Regions from separate parts of the Homo sapiens genome. Here region 2 is linked to region 1. Evidence: chromatin loops called from intact Hi-C (ENCODE). Cell type or tissue: Caco-2. All regions are shown on one strand. Links, peaks and the distances in the headings refer to the core of each region. The heading gives the core; the rest is flanking DNA. Region 1 overlaps LINC02794 (long intergenic non-protein coding RNA 2794). Region 2 overlaps TRABD2B (TraB domain containing 2B).

Evidence for each region. Hi-C counts contacts between places; a loop is a spot of excess contacts. Peaks named below come from ENCODE experiments on the same cell type or tissue, not always from the same donor. Only the 100,000 strongest peaks of a DNase experiment are listed, where the experiment ranks them.
Region 2: it touches region 1 in a loop (10-fold over the local background); 3 of 110 quality-filtered maps call a loop at or near these places.

What each region holds. Positions count from the first base shown.
Region 1 is chr1:48,088,905-48,099,309 of GRCh38, forward strand. LINC02794 (long intergenic non-protein coding RNA 2794) reads left to right here. Exons shown (of 15, transcript XR_007066073.1): 6 at 2,716-3,229; 7 at 4,195-4,335; 8 at 5,140-5,502; 9 at 8,200-8,332. It also overlaps the pseudogene CYP46A4P. Among named protein-coding and RNA genes, the nearest start is that of LINC02794, 44 kb to the left of the region's middle. RefSeq lists an enhancer at 3,602-4,801. In Caco-2, for the core only: a CTCF peak has its summit at 4,994 (motif pointing right); a DNase peak (open chromatin) is centred at 4,987; H3K4me3 peaks cover 486 bases.
Region 2 is chr1:47,943,290-47,953,694 of GRCh38, forward strand. The region is part of intron 2 of TRABD2B (TraB domain containing 2B); the gene reads right to left. Among named protein-coding and RNA genes, the nearest start is that of TRABD2B, 49 kb to the right of the region's middle. In Caco-2, for the core only: CTCF peaks have their summits at 4,998 and 5,203; a DNase peak (open chromatin) is centred at 5,032.

The sequences.
Region 1 (10,405 bases), core at 1,477-9,476:
GTGCAGTTTATTAAGTATGTTCACATTGTTGTGCAAAAGATCTCCAGAACTGGCACTGATTTTCGTATGTTAAACTAACCCTGCATTCCTTGGAAAAACTTCACTTGGCCATAATACATTATCCTTTTTATCTATTGGATTTAATTTGTTACATTTTAATATGGATTTGATTTGCTAAAATTTTGTTTAGAACTTTGTATCTGTGTTTTTGAAAGATATTGGCTTGTAGTTTTCTGGTATTGTCATTATCGGGGTTCAGTGTCAGGGTAAAGCTGGCATCAAATAATGAGTTGGCGGGCATTCCTTCTTCAGTTTTCTGGAAGAGTTTGTGTAGAATTAGTGTTATTTCTTCTTTTAATGTTTGGGATAATTCACTAGTGAAGAAACTAGAGTTTTCTTCATTAGTGGGAAAGTTTTTTTTGTCTGTAAGTTCTATTTTATTAGTAGAGACCCGCTGACTTTCAACCCCTATCGCTTTGGCCCCGGAGCACCCAAGCCACGGTTCACCTACTTCCCCTTCTCCCTGGGCCACCACTCCTGCATCGGTCAGCAGTTTGCTCAGATGGAGGTGAAGGTGGTCATGGCAAAGCTGCTGCAGAGGCTGGAGTTCCAGCTGGTGCCCGGGCCGCGCTTCGGGCTGCAGTAGCAGGCCACGCTCAAGCCACTGGACCCAGAGCTGTGCACCCTGCGGCCCCGCGGCTGGCAGCCTGCAGCCCCACCTCCCCGCTGCTGAGGGGGCCTCCGGGCAGGATGAGACTCCCCGGGCAAGGGCCGTGCTCGTCCACCTCTGCTGTCCACGGCGACCCACCCTTCTCCCCTGCCCTGTCCCCTGGGCCACCCTTCATGCTGGCTTCTAGCGGGCCCTCTGCCGACCGCCTGCTTCACACCCCTCAGCGCTCCCTGTTGCCTGCGGACTCCACGGCCCTTCCTGGACTGGCCCTTGCTCAACTCCCAGCCACCATTGTCCCTACCACTGAACCCTTGCACAGGCCACTTCCTCAGACGAGACAACCTCTCGTTCACTCCCTAAAGCCCTCTTCAGGTGTCACCTCCTCCAAGAAGCCCTCCTCGCCACCCCCAGCCGGGTCAGAGGACCTTCCTCTGTGCTCCCTCGGTCACCTGTGCTACCTCTAACACCACTGACCACACTGTATCGTGAGTGTCCATTGACGTGACCAATTGCCCTGCCAGGCTGTGACGGCCTCAATGGTAGGGGCTGCATGTGATTCGTCTCTGAGCCCCCTGTGCCCACCCAGGGCCCGGCACAGAGTCGATGCTCAATAAATGTGTGTTGACTGCAAAAAACAAAAAACAAACAAACAAACAAACAAACAAAAAAGAAAAAAACAAGTAGATACAGAGATGCTAAGGTTATTTCTTTTTGACTGTGCTTTCATAATTTGTGTTATTTAAAGAATTGGTTTGTTGAGTTGTCAAATTTATAGGTATAAAGTTGCTCATAATATTCTCCTTTTTTTAATATAAGGGAATGTGTGGTAATGGCACCTGTCTCATTCCTAATTTTGTAATTTGTGTCTTTTTTCATATTTTCCCTGATCAACTTGGCTGGAGGTTGGTCAATTCCATTGATCTTAAAAAAATCATCTCTTGGTTTCATTGATTTTTCCCCCTACTGTTGTACTATTTTCTATTCCATTGATTTCTGCACTGAATTTTATTATTTTTTCTTCTGCTGTTTATTTTGCCATTATTTTTAATTGCTATGTCTTCAAGTTAGCCATCCTTCTGCCATGTTTAATATATCCTTAATCCTACTCAGAGTATTTTTCATCTAAAACATTGTAGTTTTCATCTCTAGGTTCTATTTGAGTATTTTTGAAATCATCCATGCCTCTACTTAACTTTTGAACATATAGAGAACAATTATAATAATTATTTTGACATCTTAGCTTGACAATTTTAAATCTGTTTCAGTTCTTGGATGGTTTTGATTGCTTGGTTATTCTCTTTGTGTTTTCTTGCTTCTTTGCATGCTTGGTTATCTTTGATTAGATGCCAGAAATGGTCACTTTTACCTTATTGGGTGGTGGATCTTTTTGATTCTTATAAATCTTCTTGAGCTTTGTTCTGGGATGTGTTAAGTTGCCTGGAAATTGTTTGATCTTCTTGGGTCTTGCTTTTATGATTTATTTGGCATATCTGAGCAGTCTAGGGCTAATTATGCCCCACTACTAAGCAAGATTTTCTGGGGTACTCTACCCAATGCTCATAAAGTATGATTTCATTCAGCTGTCAGAGGGGGGAATATGCAATATTCCCAGCCCCGTGTGAGCATCAGACAATGTTCTTTAATCTTTTCAAATTATTTTTCCTCCATCCTGAAGTGTTACTTCACATGCATGTGCTAATCAGGACTCTGTTGAATATCAGAGGGGGATGCTCTGCAGATAGTCAGGGCTCTTTCTCTGCACATCTCTTTCCTTTTATTACTTTGTCCATCCATGAACTCTAGTCCACTTGGTTTCCCTAACTCGCAGCCTTATTACCTCAGTTCAAGGATCCTACTGGGCTCCTCTCAGACTTTCTTCTCTGTCCCGTAGCCTGCATAGTCTCTGAAGGCAGCAAGCTGGGGCAGTCATAGGGCTTACCTAGTTTGTTTCTTGTCTCTTAGGGAGTAACTATCCTTTGTTGTCTTAGGTCTAGTGTCTTGAAAATGGCGTTTCTGACATTTTATCTTTTTTATTTTGAATGCAGGAGGGTAAATTCAATCCTGGTAACTTAATTGTGGGCAAAAGTGCAAATCTCCTGGCATCCAATTCTTACCATAGATTTCTGATGTCTGGAAGCATGGTGGAGCAACACACTTCTGAAGGGACAGCAGGTGCTGTAGTGAAGTTTTCCACAAAAGAAGAAAATGTTGTGCTCTTTGTCTACCTCACCAACTTCCCTTCAGCCCTTGGGGAGTGTAGAAGACCTCCATGTTCATCAGGGCTCCATTTTAAGGAGAGAACAGAAGTTGGAGGATAAGGTGGGAGTTCTGATTGATGTGGACCAGATAAGGTGACATCTGGCCAAAGAGGAAGCTGGGAGCCACAGACTGCTAATAGGATGAAGGGAGACACAGCTACCCCTCTGTGGGGTCATCAGAGATGGAGGGGGCTGGCATAAAGATGAACATCTGCGTCCAAAACCATATAACTCCATACACCACATCATCTAATAGGAGACCAACATATTGTCAGAGGCCGCCAGCAACAGAGGGAAGCAGGTAAAGCCAGTGTAAGATCAGGAGCCTTTTTCCACCAATGACAAACAGCCACTTATTTAGAGCGATCTCTGTTATTCCTCTTATTTTCCCTTCTTCCCTCAACATGAAAGGCACTAGACCCAGAAAAGAAAGGAGAAAATTAGAAGACAAGACCACAACCTTTTACCACCCTTGGTGTTTTTTTTTTCTTTTTTCTTTTTTTTGACAGTCTCACTCTGTTGCCCAGGTGCTGGAGTGCAGTGGCGTGATCTCGGCTCACTGCAAACTCCGCCTCCCAGGTTCAAGTGATTCTTGTGCCTCAGTCTCCCAAGTAGTTGGGACTACAGACATGCACCACCATGCCCAGCTAATTTTGTATTTTTTTTGTAGTGACAGGGTTTCTCCATGTCCCCTTCCCACTCTCGTAACTTGAGGTACAAGTCTGGCAAACATTGAAGCGAGACGAGGAAGTGCTATTGAAACTGGATATGAGATGGGAGTTGTGAACTAGACCAGACGGGACTTTTGGTAACTGATATCGATGGGAAAGCAATGGGATCTACCTGAAAATATCATTAGAAAATGATACTGACAGATAGGACAAATCATGGTTAACAGTTGTGGCTAGAGTAAACAAGTTGAACTGTTTATACCTATACCGCAATGGATTGAGGCTTCTCAATAAACTGGTTACATCTGATCTGCTAACAACAGCTGCTAAACATTGAAAGGGGTACTGTGCTGACTGCTGTATACACACTATGTCATTTGCTCTTCACAACCTATAGGATGGGCACTAGTTTTTCCCCCTTTTGGCAGATGACAGAAACCGAGGCACAACCAACTTGTCTAAATATAGATTACAGAAATTTCACATGTATCTCTCCAGTTCACAGGAAGTGTCATTCTCCTTAATCACTTTGCTCTTATCCTTGATGTTTTTCCAAACATTTTTGCTGATGTTGAGTGTTTTCCATTTCTCTGAGCTGTGTTGTCAGTCCATCTCCTGATGAAGCAAGGGCAGTTTGAATGCTGAATGGAGGTGGATGAGGAAGGGGAACACTACGTGAAAATATTTGTTTTACACAGATGAAATGTTGGATCAGAACGCACGGAACTACATCCAGGTGAGAGGCATCAAATAAATCACTTAACCTCTTTGTACTTTAGTTTCCTTATATGTTTTTATGGGCATCATGATAGTGCCTACTTCACTGGGCTGGCGCTGGAAATGAAGTGTGATTACAGATGAAGCTGTTAATCAGTGTCTGGCACACGGTCTGCTCTATCCGAGGATTAACCGTGTTTATTATCTGTCCTTTATTACTAGTTAAGTTCTCTTCACCACTGAAAGAAAAAGTCCAAATGAACCCAAACATATGAGTTTATTTTCTCCTCCACATTTTCGCTGCCCCTCCTTCATTACTCTATCCCCATCACCACCCCAAGAAATTAGATCTTTGCATAGCAGAAAACACTTTTCCCATTCATAAGAGAAAGAATGGGACTTTTTTTTTTTTTTTTTTTTTTTTTTTTGCTATTCCAAGAGAGAACCCACATTTGACACTGGATTTCCACCCAATTTTTCTAAGTGCACCTGTGGTTACATTGCTGGAGGTGTCAGTGTGAGGATTTAAGCCCAGCTGTATCTGACAGCTGGTTACCCAGATGAGAAACCCCAGAGTCCTCTTCCACCCTTTGCAGTGAGCTGCCTGGACCTGCAGGATCCCTGCAGTACCTTCTATGTGCACCAGGTGGCAGGTGCTGCATCGGAAACGCAGGTGCGGCAGCTGCACAACTGGTTCTACGGGTGGATCTGAGCACCGGGCTCACCTGGGAGATTTCTAATAATACAAATCCCCAGGCTCCGCCCCTGAGATTTTGACGCCGTGGGTTTGGTGTGGCGGCCTGGCATATGTGTTTTTATAAAGCCCTACAGGTAATTATGATTCAGCTTGGTGCAGGGACCTGCGTTTGGAAGCCGCTGCTTCAGAGTGTTCCAGAGAACGGCAGCCTCACGCAAGCATGAAGCGTTTAACTGTGCAACACAAATCAACAACCTGGGCTCCTAGAATTCAGGGTGAGGTTTCACAGAGTGTCAGAGTTGAAAAGGATCTTGGGGCTCACTGATGAAGCATTAGCGACGAGGAGCCTGAGGCCAGAGGGAACGTGCCACGGACAGCCTGAGCTACAGTGCAGGTCTCCTCCCTCCTCCGCAGCACTGCTGACCACGGCTTTCCGTGGTTATAATACTGTCACTTCCCCGCTAGCCCAAGGATCTGAAAATACTTTTGGTAAGCCACGGGAAGGACCCTCCTCCCTGAGTCAGTACCTTTAACTGCTGTTGGAACAACTCCAAGCCTCAAATAATTCAAAACTGTGTGAAACACGTTTTTGCCTGAATTAGGGTTCACACCGGGTGGCCTTTGTCCAGAGGCCATGTTTATTTATTTATTTATTTATTTTTATTTTATTATTATTACACTTTAAGTTTTAGGGTACATGTGCACAATATGCAGGTTAGTTACATATGTATACATGTGCCATGCTGGTGTGCTGCACCCATTAACTTGTCATTTAGCATTAGGTATAGCTCCTAATGCTATCCCTCCCCTTCCCCCCACCCCACAACAGTCCCCAGAGTATGATGTTCCCCTTCCTGTGTCCATGTGTTCTCATTGTTCAATTCCCACCTATAAGTGAGAACATGCGGTGTTTGGTTTTTTGTCCTTGCCATAGTTTACTGAGAATGATGATTTCCAATTTCATCCACGTCCCTACAAAGGACATGAACTCATCATTTTTTATGGCTGCATAGTATTCCATGGTGTATATGTGCCACATTTTCTTAATCCAGTCTATCATTGTTGGACATTTGGGTTGGTTCCAAGTCTTTGCTATTGTGAATAGTGCCGCAATAAACATATGTGTGCATGTGTCTTTACAGCAGCATGATTTATAGTCCTTTGGGTATATACCCAGTAATGGGATGGCTGGGTCAAATGGTATTTCTAGTTCTAGATCCCTGAGGAATCGCCACACCGACTTCCACAATGGTTGAACTAGTTTACAGTCCCACCAACAGTGTAAAAGTGTTCCTATTTCTTCACATCCTTTCCAGCACCTGTTGTTTCCTGACTTTTTAATGATTGCCATTCTAACTGGTGTGAGATGGTATCTCATTGTGGTTTTGATTTGCATTTCTCTGATGGCCAGTGATGGTGAGCATTTTTTCTTGTGTTTTTTGGCTGCATAAATGTCTTCTTTTGAGAAGTGTCTGTTCATGTCCTTCGCCCACTTTTTAATGGGGTTGTTGTTTTTTCTTGTAAATTTGTTTGAGTTCATTGTAGATTCTGGATATTAGCCCTTTATCAGATGAGTAGGTTGCGAAAATTTTCTCCCGTTTTGAAGGTTGCCTGTTCACTCTGATGGTAGTTTCTTTTGCTGTGCAGAAGCTCTTTAGTTTAATTAGATCCCATTGGTCAATTTTGGCTTTTGTTGCCATTGCTTTTTGTGTTTTAGACATGAAGTCCTTGCCCATGCCTATGTCCTGAATGGTAATGCTTAGGTTTTCTTCTAGGGTTTTTATGGTTTTAGGTCTAACGTTTAAGTCTTTAATCCATCTTGAATTAATTTTTGTATAAGGTGTAAGGAAGGGATCCAGTTTCAGCTTTCTACATATGGCTAGCTAGTTTTCCCAGCACCATTTATTAAATAGGGAATCCTTTCCCCATTTCTTGTTTTTGTCAGGTTTGTCAAAGATCAGATAGTTGTAGATATGCAGCGTTATTTCTGAGGGCTCTGTTCTGTTCCATTGATCTACATCTCTGTTTTAGTACCGGTACCATGCTGTTTTGGTTACTGTAGCCTTGTAGTATAGTTTGAAGTCAGGTAGTGTGATGCCTCCAGCTTTGTTCTTTTGGCTTAGGATTGACTTGCAAATTATGAGTGAACTCCCATTCACAATTGCTTCAAAGAGAATCAAATACCTAGGAATCCAACTTACAAGGGATGTGAAGGACCTCTTCAAGGAGAACTACAAACCACTGCTCAATGAAATAAAAGAGGATACAAACAAATGGAAGAACATTGCATGCTCATGGGTAGGAAGAATCAATATCATGAAAATGGCCATACTGCCCAAGGTAATTCATAGATTCAATGCTATCCCCATCAAGCTACCAATGACTTTCTTCACAGAATTGGAAAAAACTACTTTAAAGTTCATATGGAACCAAAAAAGAGCCCGCATCGCCAAGTCAGAGGCCATGTTTTAATAGCTCTGCAGCGCGGCCTCCCTGCCATCCATGACTGTGGGGATGCTCGCCCCTGTCTCCCAGCCCTGGTGCATCCCCAGCCCCATGCTCCAGTCTTCTCACGGTCCTTGGGCATATCAAAACGTCTCTGAGCCTCCATTTCTTCTCTGTGAGACAGGGGTGAGGATTACTTGAGAAAATGTTCAGCATTTCTGTGTGTAACTGTCGAAAAAAAAAACCAGAGCTTAGTTTTCCTCTGTACTCTGTCTTTCAACACTTTTAATTTGGACTCTAGCTTTGCAGAGGCAAAGGTTCTCAGAAAATCTATAACCGAAACCCCTAACTTTATACTCGAGCAAACTGGGTCCAGAAAGCTGAATGATTTACACAGGGAGTTACTGTGAGAGGAGAATTGGCATGTAGGTGTCCCGATGTCCAACCTTCTGCCCTTTCTTCCGTATCACAATCACGCAGTCCTGGGGCCTCTCCGGTGGAGCCTCTTACTATCATTATTCTGAGTAGTTCTGATGCTAACTGGTGTCTTCCCCTTCCTCCTTTCCTTTCAACAACATTTAGTGAGCACCTGTTTTATCTTGTGCCCTATACTTGGTTTCTGTTAGAGAACCTTGCCTTACCTACTGTAAGTATTAAATACATCTTTGACGGTGGTTTAATTAATCACATTTATTCATATATTTAGTGATAAGCACTTGCTTTGTGCTAAATCCTTTTTAGGGAGGCCGCGAGGAACACAAGGGGAGCAGATAATGACATGGTCCACAACACACTTAAGGAGTTGGCAGAGTTTGGGATCAGGGGATTCTGCGCGTGTGTGGATAATCAGCATTCAGGAGAAGGTGTAGTGCACGTAAGTACTGGTGTGTGCACCGTGGTGGCAGGAGGTCACTTTGGTTTGGGGCTGGAAGGCTGGGAAGTCAGACCCTGCACTTTCTCAGTGTAAACCCTTGATCCCCCTTCTCCTTTAGCCTCTCTCATGACTGGTTCTGCAGGCTTCTGTCCTGGACCTTCTCTTCTCACTCTATGTGGTCTTTCTGGAGCATCATCCATCTTCCTGCCTCAATAATCATCTAATTCTTGATGGCTTCTAAATCTGTATCTCCAGAGGAAAGTGTTTCTCTGAATCTCAGACCTTTACATCCCACTGTTTCCCGAATGTCACTGATTGCATAACCTGTCACTTGTACAGAACTGAACTCCTCTCCCCTCCAATCTGCTTCTCCTCAGTGAGCTCAGAAACCTGGAAGTGGTCCTTGACTCCCCCACTTTTCTTTACTGTTCCACCACCCCAGTAATAATGAGGTTCTTTAAACCCCAGAATCCTGGAAATCTAAACAGCCCTGTCACAGATTCCTTTTTCTCCAACCCACCTTTTCTGCCACTGTCAATCTCTGGGTACAATCAAGATTCACCAGCATTTTTGTAACAACTTTTTACCCAACTGGTCTTCCTATTTTGAGTCATGCTCACCTATGAGTCCTCCAAATTGGACCCAGAGAAGTCTTATATAAAATAAAACAAACAAATGGAGCCCCTCCATCACTTACAGCTCTTAGAGTGTCTTCCCTCTGCTCCTAAACTTCACACTCCTGTAAGTGGCCTCTGCAACCTGTGCTATGGATTGAATTGTGTCCTCCAGAAATGTACATTCAAGCCCTAACTCCTCATACCCCAGAATGTGAGCTTATTTGGGAATGGAGTTGTTGAAATGTAATTAGTAAGATGAGGTCATGCTGGAGTAAGGTGGGCTCTTAATCCAGTATGACTGAAATCTGTATAAAAAGAGGGAAATTTGGACACAGACATAGGAATAGAGGGAGGACAGCCATGGGAAGTGAAGGCAGAGATTGGAATTATGCTGCCACAAGCCAAGGAACACCTGGTGCTGCTTCCAGAAGCTGGAGGAGGCAAGGAAAGGATTCTTCTTTCCAGAAAGGCTTTGGAGGGAGCAAGCCCTTGCCAATACCTTGATTTCGGATCTCCAGCCTCCAGAACTGCGAGACAATACACTTCTGTTGTTTTAAGCCACCCAGTTTGTGGTAATTTGTTATGGCAGCCCTAGTAAATGAACATAAATTGTCATGATCCAAATACCAGGTATCTTTCCAGCCTCCTCTGCAGTCATGTGCCTCAATTCACCCTGTTATCCCAGGCACACTGGATTATGTACAGCTCTTGAAACACACTGTGCACCTGCACGCCTTTGCTCATACTGGTCTCTGGTGGAAGGCTCTTCCTCTTCTCTGTTTGCCCACCTTCTCCACAACTTCTTCCTTCTGCTCCTTCGGCACCAGATATGTGAACAACAATTCTTGTTCTGGCCTCCTTGAGAGCAGGGACTCTGCTTCCCTCTTCTCCATCCCTGTTGCTTTAGCACTGAGCTGACCTAGCATAATGCTGCAAGAATTGATCTGAGTTGGGTCACATGTTCTCCCACAGTTTATGATGTTGCTGGGTGGTGGGATTCAAAATGCTCATTCCTCCCTCCTCACTGGATTTCCAAAGAGGGGTTCACCCTGATTTCACCACCCACTAAAATCTAATTAACCACAGGGCATGAATTCTTCTTGGAAACCTCCAAACTGCCAACTTCTTCTCCCTCATGCTGTTGCCAAGGCTCTCGAGTGGGCTTGAAGGAAGGAAACGTGGACAAAAAGATTTTGCTCGTTTCTTTGAGGCCAATGCCTAATCACTGTCCCTCTTCAAGTGAAAAATGGGGAAAACACTAGCTAACTGTTGTTTAGTGACCCCAACTCCCACCCCTTTAAAATAAACACTCTTTTCAATTAGGAAGATTTGTCACCGGGGACAGTAATTCCATGTCCTACCAAAACAAACACAGTTGTAATTAGTTTTATCCAGGAAGAAAATTAACTCTGTTTATCTTAGCATAATTAATCACTGACCTCTTTCTGTCCGGGCA
Region 2 (10,405 bases), core at 831-8,830, 150 kb before region 1:
CCACAGGTAAACTGTAAAATGTAATTAATATCAAGTTATAAAGTGATTATTGAGCTTCTACGTCCCATTATTACAAGTCAATATTGTGCACTTTCAGCCTTCATGGAGAAAGGAGGTTGAAAAAAGCACAAATAATCTCAAACAAAAAACAAATGCAAGCTCATTTCATTGGTTCTACACCCTAATGCAAGACCTTAGTTCCACAAAGATCACAGAAATCAGAGTCCAATTCTTCATTACAGATGGGGAAACAGAGGTCCTTAGAAGGACAGGGTCATATATTCAGCTACTGGAAGAGACACCCCCACTCACGCTAGAACTTATTCTCCTGACTCCAGCCTGGTGTGCTGGCACCACAAGAGGAATGCACATTTGCAACCTCTGCCTCAAAAAAGCAAAACAAAAACACAATGTAGAAAATTTCACTGTCTCTCTCTTTTCCAACTATACGTGAGATGCATCCAGAAAACACACACACACACACACACACACACACACACACACACACACAGAACACAATGGAAAGAAACATCAGCTGCAATTTATGAGATATGCCTTCAAATAGAATTTACTGGAACTCAACCATGAGCATTTACCACACACCTACTGCCTGCCAGGCCCCATGCTTGTTGCTTTACACACATTATGTCTTCTAATCAATGCTGACAATAGTCATCTGAGATTCAGCCAGACACTCAACTAATCATTTCTGCAACCTAATATATGCTATGCACTGTCATGAGCAATAACCAGGGCCAGGGGCCATCAAGGGAGGCTTCCCAGACCTGAGGCTTGGCAAAGCCTTAAAGGAGGAAGCTACCTGGGGAATAAAGGATGATGCTGCAGGACACGGGAGTGCATGAGCCCAGGAATGGAGGGGCCACAGAACATGAAATTCTCAGGGGTGTGGAGAGAGGGAGCAGGGGGAATGGCAGAAGAGTTGGATCCAGCTAGGTCCTATGAAAAGAGAGCAACCTTGGCACTGAGCTGTGAATGGTGGGAACTCTGGATGGTGGTTCTCAAGAAATATTTGTTGAATGAATAAATAAATGTATGAATTCAGAGCCAGTGGAGAATGAAGTAAAGACCAATGGGAAAAAAGAAATAACCATTAGGAAGTGTCTCAGGGAACAGAAGCCAAGACAGAGTCAGAGGTGCAAGCAACTCACTGGGAGTAATGCTTACGAAAGGCAAAGGACAGAAGAAGCACAAGTAGGCAAGGAAAAAGTTGACTGTAGTGCAGGCCAGACATGGTGAAAAGAGCAGGTGGAGGAAGGAAGAAGGATCAGGTAGGAAGTGCTGCAGACTGAAGCCCCTCTACACATTTCTCAGCCTGCCCAACAAGAAGCTCCGGTGCAAAAATTGTCCATACAGGAGTTTGGGCAGAAATGGTCAGGCTTGACTGTTAGCTGGAAGTCTGCCACTTCTCTCTACTCCCTGGCAGCAGACTCTTCCCGAAGGCAGATGTAAGCAGCTCACGGACATGGCTACCACAGTAGAAGATGTGATAAGCAGGCTGATTCCAGAACACCAAGGAGGAAATAGCCAGCTCTGTCCTGGGCAAACTTCCCGGGAGGGAACATCTCAGAGGAGATTTGGAGGTTGAGAACAAACACTCATTAGATAGAAAAAAGGGGGCTACAATTCTTGGAGTAGAAAATGAACCCCCAAAGGCACTGATGCGGGGACAAGTCTGAAATGTGCTGCAGGACATGTAGTTCAGTGATTCTGGAGCTTAGGAAGGGCTGGGGAAGTTGGGGGTGGGTGGGGAACAGATCTCCAAGGGCTGTGTATGCCACGGGACTGATTCAGACTTCACGGCCCAGGCAATGGGGAGCTCTGAAAGAAGGAGTTGTGTGTGCATTTCTGTTTTAGATCTCTGTAGCAGCACTTGGAGATAGTGAAAGGGCAGGAAGGCAGGGAAGCAATGTTGCCATGTTCCAGGGAGACGATGAGCCCCCAGGCACATCTTGGATTGGACATGGATGTAGCCGTAGCTCTGAGCTCTGAAACTAGTCTAAGGGAAAGAGGCTTCAGGAAGGATTTTACCAGGTCCAACAAACATTTGCATGCTTTCTGCCTGTGTTACAGACCTTAAAGCTTTACTAGCCTGCTCTCAGAGCTTTCATGGTTTTCATTATTAAAAAATAATTTACATATAATAAATGCACCTTTTTTTGGTGTATGGTTCTGTGAGTTTTGATGAACATGTACAGTCATGTAACCACCCAAATTGAGATATAAAACAGTTCCAACACTCCAAAGAATTCGTGTCCCTCTGTAGTAAACCCTCCCTCCTCCTCAGTCCCTGACAATCACTGATGTTTTCTGTCTCTATAGTTTTTCCTTTTCCAGAATGTCATATAAATGAATCATTTTTCGGTCTGACTTCTTTTCATTCAGCACCATGCATTTGAGATTCATCAATGTTGGGCCTGTATCAGTAGTTTTTTTCCTTTTGTTGCTGAGCAGTATTTCATTATTTGGATACACCACAGTGTGTTGTATTGTCTCCCCAGTTTAGGGATATTTGGGTTGTTTAAATTTGGGGTAGCTACAAAGAAAGCCACTATAAACATTTCTGTGTGAACAGAGGTTTTGATTTCACTTGGTTAAATACCTGCAAGTGGGATTTCTGGATGTGGTAAGTGTATGTTTAATGTTATAAAAACTGCAAAACTGATTTCCAGAGTGGTTGTACCATTTTGCATTCCCAGCCACAATGTACAAGATTTGTAATAGCTCCTTAATCTCATCAACCCTTGCTATTATCGGTTTTAATTGTAGCCACTGGATTAACTGTACTGTAGTACTCCACTGTACTTTTACTTTGCATTTTTCTAATGACTAAACATGTTAAGCATCTTTTATTATGGTACTTACTTGCCATTCATATATCTTCTTTTGAGAAGTGTTCAAATCTTTTGCTTATTTAAAAAATTGTATTTGTTTTCTTATCATTTAGTTTTGAGCATTCTTTATATATTCTAAAGACAAGTTCTTTATCAGATATGTAATTTGCTTTGTCTCTGATCTTAGGGGAAAGTATTTTATTTTCACCATTATATATGATATTGCTTGTAGGTTTTTTGTAAATGTTCTTTATCAGATAAAGTTCTCTTCTAGTCCTAGTTTACTGAGAGTTTTTATCATGAGCAATATTGAATTTTGTCAAAGGCCTTTTCTGCATCTAATGAGATGATCATATGGGTTTTTCTTCTTTAGTCTACTGATTTAAGAAATTACATTGATTGATTTTTGAACATTAAACCAGCCTTGTATTCCCAGGATAATTCCTGGGTCATATTGTATTATCCTTTTTATATTTTGCTGGATTTGAATGACTAATAATTTTGTTGAGAGTTTTTGCATCAATTTAATGACACAAGGGGTTTTGGTCTATAGTTCTCTTATAATTTCTTGGCCTTGTTTTGGTATCAGGATAGTCCTGGCCTTATAAAGCTGGGAAGTGAGTTAGGAAGTGTTCCCTCCTCTACCCTCTCAAAATTTTATATTTTGTCCTTTCACTATTCTTTGTAGTCTTTTTCATCTGTGTTACTAGTTTTGCTAATTCAGTTTGCTTCAGAGACTCAATTGTGCTACACACAATAGCTCAAGGTGATGAAAAAAGACAAGTAAGACTAGGTTTTTTTTTTTTCCATATGGAGGTAAAGAGAAATAATAATAATAGGTACCTACCCTTTATTGAGCTCCTGGTCTTTTCCATGCATTTTACTCATATGAACACCAAACCTTTGTTGCAACCCTGTTATGCCAGCTTTAAGCATTTTAAGGATGAGAAAGTTTAGGCTTAGAAGAGGGAAGTAGCCTGTCTAAAGTCACATTATTCTCAAAAGCAAGAGCTGTGGTTTGAAGCCTGGTTCAAAGCTTATGTTCTTCCCACCTTATTTTGTCATCTCTACTAATGCTTATGAACACCTACTAAGTGCCATCTATTTTAAATCTTTTATTTCTTGTCACTGTTAATCACTGCAACTTTATGAGATTTGTGCTACTTTCTCCCACGTTAACAGCAAGGAAATTAAGATTCAGAAAGGCCAAGGACCTCACCCAAGGTTGGTCAACACTGTTAGGCACCAAACACCCAGGAGTGATGGGGCAGGAGGTAATTAGCATAATGGCGTCATTAACACATACAATATATAACTCATACAAAGCAGCTTTGCAGAGTGCCACAACTGAGGCATAAACAGAGAGGCTGAAGGCAAGGAAGAGATTAATTATGACTTGGGCACTCCTAGAAAGTGTACAGGAAAGAGGTCAAGCAGCCAAGACCAGAAGACATGGTTGGAGGAGTTCGGGCGTCAATTGAGTTAAAAATCTTGGTAAACAGCAAAGGATGGCCATGGCCCATAGAGTGAATAAAAGCCAAAACAAGGAGGTCATGCAGCTAGATTTTCCAGTGTCATGACGCTGATGCTGAGCAGAGCTGACATGCACTAACACAGGAATAGCTCACATCTGCAGAGCACTTGCCTTCCAACACATTATCTCCCGCAGCTCACAGGGTGATTACCCGCACTTTATAGGTGAGGAAACCGAGGCTCAGAGGGTAAAGCCCCTGCTGGTGACTATACACAACCTATCAGAAGCTCCAGGCCTAGACCTGATTCCTAGTCCAGTACTCCTTAAGACAGAAAGTCAAGCACAGAGCAGCCCAGGTGTCATGAATCTGAATGAAGCCAGATAAGTACCCCAAAAGGCTCTGAGACTTTTGGTGACATGGACTCTTAAATCTGTGGCAACAAAAATTCTGGAATTTGGGGGGCCGTGGGCTTTGGAATCTTGAGGTCAAAAGGTCTGAAATTCTAATGACGCAGGCCGTAAAATCTTAGGGTCAAAGATTCCAAAATAGTGCTAATAGGCTCTGGGACAGTGGGGATAGAGAGACTTGGGCATGTAGGCAAAGGTGCTGTTATCCTGAGGGCATATCCTGAGTGATGGCTTGCCAGGGATGTCCTTTAGGGGGAGCAGACAGACCAGCTAAAGGCCAATAAGCAAAATGGCTTTGCAAAAGGTACAAGGAGTCTAGTCAAACATTAAACTTCCCAATCAGGCCGGAACTGTCACCCCAGCAAACCTGCTGTGCTTAGAGCACCTGGTGGTAAACACACCTATCTCAGGTTGTTAACTTTTTACCTCTTCTTGCCCCTGGAGACAGGAGACAAAAGACAGGAGTTGAGGGTCGAGTACAGCCTTCAGATTTAAACCTCGAATGTCTAGACCTCCCTATCTCTTTCCAACCCTTTAGGTTTAAAAAATCAGACCATATTTTCATTTTCAAGAGAATGAGGGAGAGGAAATGCAGCTCCAAGACCTCACCCCAAATTCTTTTCTTTGCACTTGGTTTATTGAGAAGAATACAAAATTCTTACCCCTCCATAAGCTTCTAAGACCGTCCCAAGTGACAAATAAGATGACCTTTCTCTCTCCTTAACCTCAGTATTCCTCCTTCAAAATTTCAAGATGTTTCCCTTCCACTTAGTTCCTTACACCCGCCACTTCTGTGCATCTGAATCATCTCTCTCACCACCCTCTCGCCAAGCCTCCTCATCACCCCTCTCTCACTTTTAGTCTCCATCTTTCTGTCCCTACATTTCCAGCTCCCATGACTTTGCTAAGTTTTTAAATTAAATCCTCATGACAAATCTATAAGACTAATACACTGACATTAACCATATTTTATAAATAAGAAAACTGAGGTTCAAGGGGGTTACGTGACTAACATAAGGGCACACGGGTTGTAAATGTCAGAGCTGAGTTCAAACAATAACTTTAATGCTATTACTAATAATAGTAAAATTGCTAATACATAGTAAGAGTAACTGCAATTAATGCTACTATGATGCATGCTGTGGGACAGACACTATTCTAAGCACTTTTAAAATATTAAAGTAATTTTTGAGGGTGATATGGCTATTATTATTCTCATTTTACAGATGAGGAAACTGAGGCCCAGAGAGCTGAGTAAATTGCCCAAAGTCTCAAAGTTCTGTTTGACTCTGAAGCCTGTGAAGCCTGGTCACTTCCCTGCCCAACTCTATTGGCCTCTCCCATCAGTCCACTCTATGATTGTATTTTCTTTTCTTTCTTTTTTTTTTTTTTTTTTTTTTTTGAGACAGGGTCTCACTCTGTCACCCAGACTGGAGTGCAGTGGTGCGATCTTGTCTCACTGCAACCTCTGCCTCCCGGGTTCAAGTGATTCTCCTGCCTCAGCCTTCCAGGTAGCTGGGATTACAGGTGCGTGCCACCATGGCCAGCTAATATTTGTATTTTTAGTAGAGACAAGGTTTCACTATGTTGGCCAGGCTGGTCTTGATCTCCTCACCTCAAATGATCCACCCGCCTCATCCTCCCAAAGTGCTGGGATTACAGGTGTGAGCCACTGTGCCCAGCCTATGATTGTACTTTCTAGGCTATGGTTCTTCGGATCTGTGTCCCCAAGGTCCCAGAAACTTTCTAGAGAAAATAATACATTTTTCTGAGAAAAAGTCCCTGAAAATCAAGACACAACATTTCAGATTTCATTCATTCATTCACTCATTCAAAAAATAAACATATTTACCAAGCTCCTAGGATGTACCAGGCATGGAGCCTACATTCCAGTGGGAGAGACAAAACTATAAGAAGGAGGCAACTAAGTGCCAAGATTTCAGGAAGTGACAAATGGTGTAAAGAAAGGAGAGAGAGGTAGGCGGGGCACAGTGGCTCACGCCTGTAATCCCAGCACTTTGGGAGGCCAAGGCAGACGGATCACGAGGTCAGGAGATCGAGACCATCCTGGCTAACACTGTGAAACCCCATCTCTACTAAAAATACAAAAAAATTAGCCGGGTGTGTGGTGGGCGCCTGTAGTCCCAGCTACTCGGGAGGCTGAAGCAGGAGAATGGTGTGAACCTGGGAGACAGAGCTTGCAGTGAGCCGAGATCGGGCCACTGCACTCCAGCTTGGGCGATAGAGCAAGACTCCGTCTCAAAAGAAAAAAAAAATAATAATAAAAAGAAAGAAGAGAGAGGTAAGGTGTTCAGAAGCATGGGCAGCAGGAAATCATGCAAATCTAATGGACCCTTTATCTGTCCAGGACCAGCCACATACACACATCAGAAGAGAGCTCTGTGCAGATGAGCTCAAGTATAAAGGCCCAAGACAGAAATGAGTTTGATGAGCTGAAGAAACAGCAAAGTTAGAATGAGATCAGAATGGGAAAAGACAAGGGAGATGATGAAGCTGGAGAGGCAGACAGAGAGCACAGAAGGAAAACAGGGGCCAGGGGATGGCTCTGGATTATTCCACATGTGAAGAATGGCTTCAGCCAAGTCACAAGGGAAGTGAGAAGAGATGGCTGCAGACAAGCAAACAAGGAATGCTGAGCTCACCAACAGAGGCTGCCTCGGTCACTCTCAGCCTCTGCTGATTCACTCGTCTTTGCCTCTACCAGAGTGGTGGAAAAATGTGTCCCCAAATTTTCAGCCACCAACACCTCCCTATGTGAACTTGGCAAGTCGCTCAGCCCCTTGATGTCTCCTTTATTTTTTATCTGCAAAAAGGCAATGGAAACTCCACTGGCAGTGGTGAGGGGGCACTGGTGGGAAGGGTACTGATGCTCACCTGGGACCTGAACCCTTGGGCCTGCTTCCAGTAGAGAAGAGGGTTTCATTTCCGTGGGCACAGTGCCCCACACAGAGCAGGCCTTCAATGCATTTTTATGAACTAAATGTCCCAAACAGAGATCTGGAGGTCACAGGGGCATGGTGGTCCCAAAAGTCCTGCAGGGCATGGTAAGCCAGGCTGGACTGATGGGCTGAGACTTCAGGCGTCGACTCTCCTTTCCTCCCCAGCGCCAAGCCAAGCGGGCAGCAGCAGGCCCACTGCACCAGAGGCAGACAGGCAGGCGGGCAGGCAGGGGCGAGTCATCGGGCACATGGAGAAAGGAGGGCATTGTCTGCTGAAACCCAACCAAGGGGCCAGGGCCACAATGCGGGGGATTCTTTTGGGAGAAACAGACATGGCTTTCTTTCCACCAACTGCTGCTTAAACAGCCCACTGGATTTGATTCTATCCCATTTCACCCCAAACAAATGATAAATAAATAAACCTTGGTGAGCTCAGAGCACTGGAGCCAGGACCCTGAGCCTAGAACAGACTGGATGCCGTCCTCCCAGGGCCAGGGAGTTCCTTTGTCAGGTGGGCCCGCCTACACTCCTGCTGCCAGGTATGTGGGTGAGTTTGCAGAGGGGCAGGCTCCAGGCTAGGCTGCTGCGGCCTGAGGAAGTCCCTCCAGATGTGGGGCACAGCTGGTTGGCTGTGCCATCTCATACCCAAGGTAGAGAGGGTGGGGCAGCAGAGGAAAAGATGGGGGCCTGGCTGCAGGGAAGCAGGCTGAGCAGTCCCTAGTAGCCCGGTGTCCTCTGACCCCTCACCTTGGTCCAGAGGCTTGGTCTGGAGAGACCATCTGCACAGTCCTCTGAAACTCTCAGTGAGGTGACAGCAGTGGCCCATGCTTCTCCCCACTTTATATACTAGGGAACAAGTCCCAAAAGTGATGTGCCCCGCTCAATGTCACAAAGTGAGATAATCACAGAATGCCAGAGGTTCCCTCCCGTGTCCTTTTTTTCTAGATGGTCAAACTGAGGCATAAAGCAGTCAAAGGCATTGCCTGATCCCATAGGAGCTGGGAGTTCTGACCCCTGCATCGCTCAGCACCCTCAGTGCCCTGAAGAGGGAGCAGCGACTTCTATTGCAGAAGCCTTCTTCTGACCCAAAGCTTCCTCCCTGGCACTCACTGCAGTTGGGAGAAGTAAGCTACAGCCTCACCTAAAGGAGCCAGGCATTATGCCATGTGCCACACTCCAAGGCACCTACAGTCTGAGGCCCCCTCCATGTCAGGTTCCCATCCTGCCCCTGGTTCTTTGCTCCTGTTGAGCTCCTATCCTGCTTTCCTTCCTACCTGTCCAAATGTGCTCCTTCATTGAGGCCCCAGGTACATCTCCTCCAGGAATCCTCCCTTGCTCCCTCCTGCCTCTGCTCATCTAGCCCTTCTTACAGCCTCTGCTGCCCATTCTGATAGCTGGGCTCCACTAAGACCCTGAGCAGACATCTGGTGGCCTTTAGATAAGGTGCAGAGGGCAGCCAAGCCCACAATGGCCACAAACAGAAGAATGCCAGGCTACTTCAGGCCTCCAGTCCCATCTGCTGACTGCTGTTCTCTGTATCTAAGACACCCTTTCTGCTCTTTGTATGGCAGTTCCTAATCCTCCAGGACTCCTTCCCTGACACTCGAAGGCCTCGAGCACACCTCTCCCTCTGTCTCAGCACCTGTCACCCACTCCTGGACTCACATGTGTCTGTCTATCTCTCCCACTAGACTGTGTGTCCCTCAAGGGCGTAATACATTGTGCAGAGAGAAGGGCCACCCAGGGCTCCTGTGACCCAGGCCCTCCTTGACTTATACAGTATTTACTGAACACCAAATGAGCAAAATGAACTATCCCCAGTCTTACAGAACTACTCTCCCACATGACCTGTCTCCTGGAGGACACCGAGGCCTCCCCAAGGGCAGGTCCAGTCTCTTTCTCTTCTGGGTCTTCTCGACTATCAGCTCCCAGAGGAAGGTGCGGGTCTCCTCTTGCCCTGTCTTTTGGGACAGCCGCACTCTGCTGTGACAGAAAAGGGACTCTGCCTGGCTGGCATCTCTGGCCCCAGGTTCTGGTCCAATCCATGGGGCAACTCAGCAATCCCTAGCTACCATTAGGGGAACATTTGCTTGGGGGAACATTTGCTTTAATTTTCTTAGCTCCTGACAGTGCATAATTGAAAAATGCCACAGAGGACTGCCCAGCCCAAGCAGCCCAGAAAAATGGGCCGAGAGCACCAGGCATGCAGGTACTGCACTTGTCCCAGTGCAGATGATGCACAGAGGGGTGTGGGGCAACTTTGAGAAAGAACCAGCTTTTTGAGAGAAATCAGGACAGCATAAATGGAACACATACAAACGTGCAAAAGCCTAATTTCTTCCTTAGAGCTTGGAGAGACGCACTTTCACAGCTTTTCATGACATCATGTCAAACATTTCCAGGCATCCAAGACACAGTTTTGCCCTAAATACTGTGTATTCAAGTCACATGGTCCTTTGCTTTTAAAATCATAGGGCTGGACACAGGAAGCTCCCCACCCTATACCTTCCTAAAAGCTCCGTCCTACCATTTCTCAGACAAAAGGAAACCTCTCCTACTTACAGAGGCCTCCGGGGCAGTTGGGGTGGCCATACAATCAGGCAACCTGTAACTTACCAGCTCTGAGACCTTGAGCTAGTCACTTCACCTCTTTGAGTCCCCCTACTTTCTTAAATAAAATGAAGATAATGAATCAGCACATAAGCCAGTAT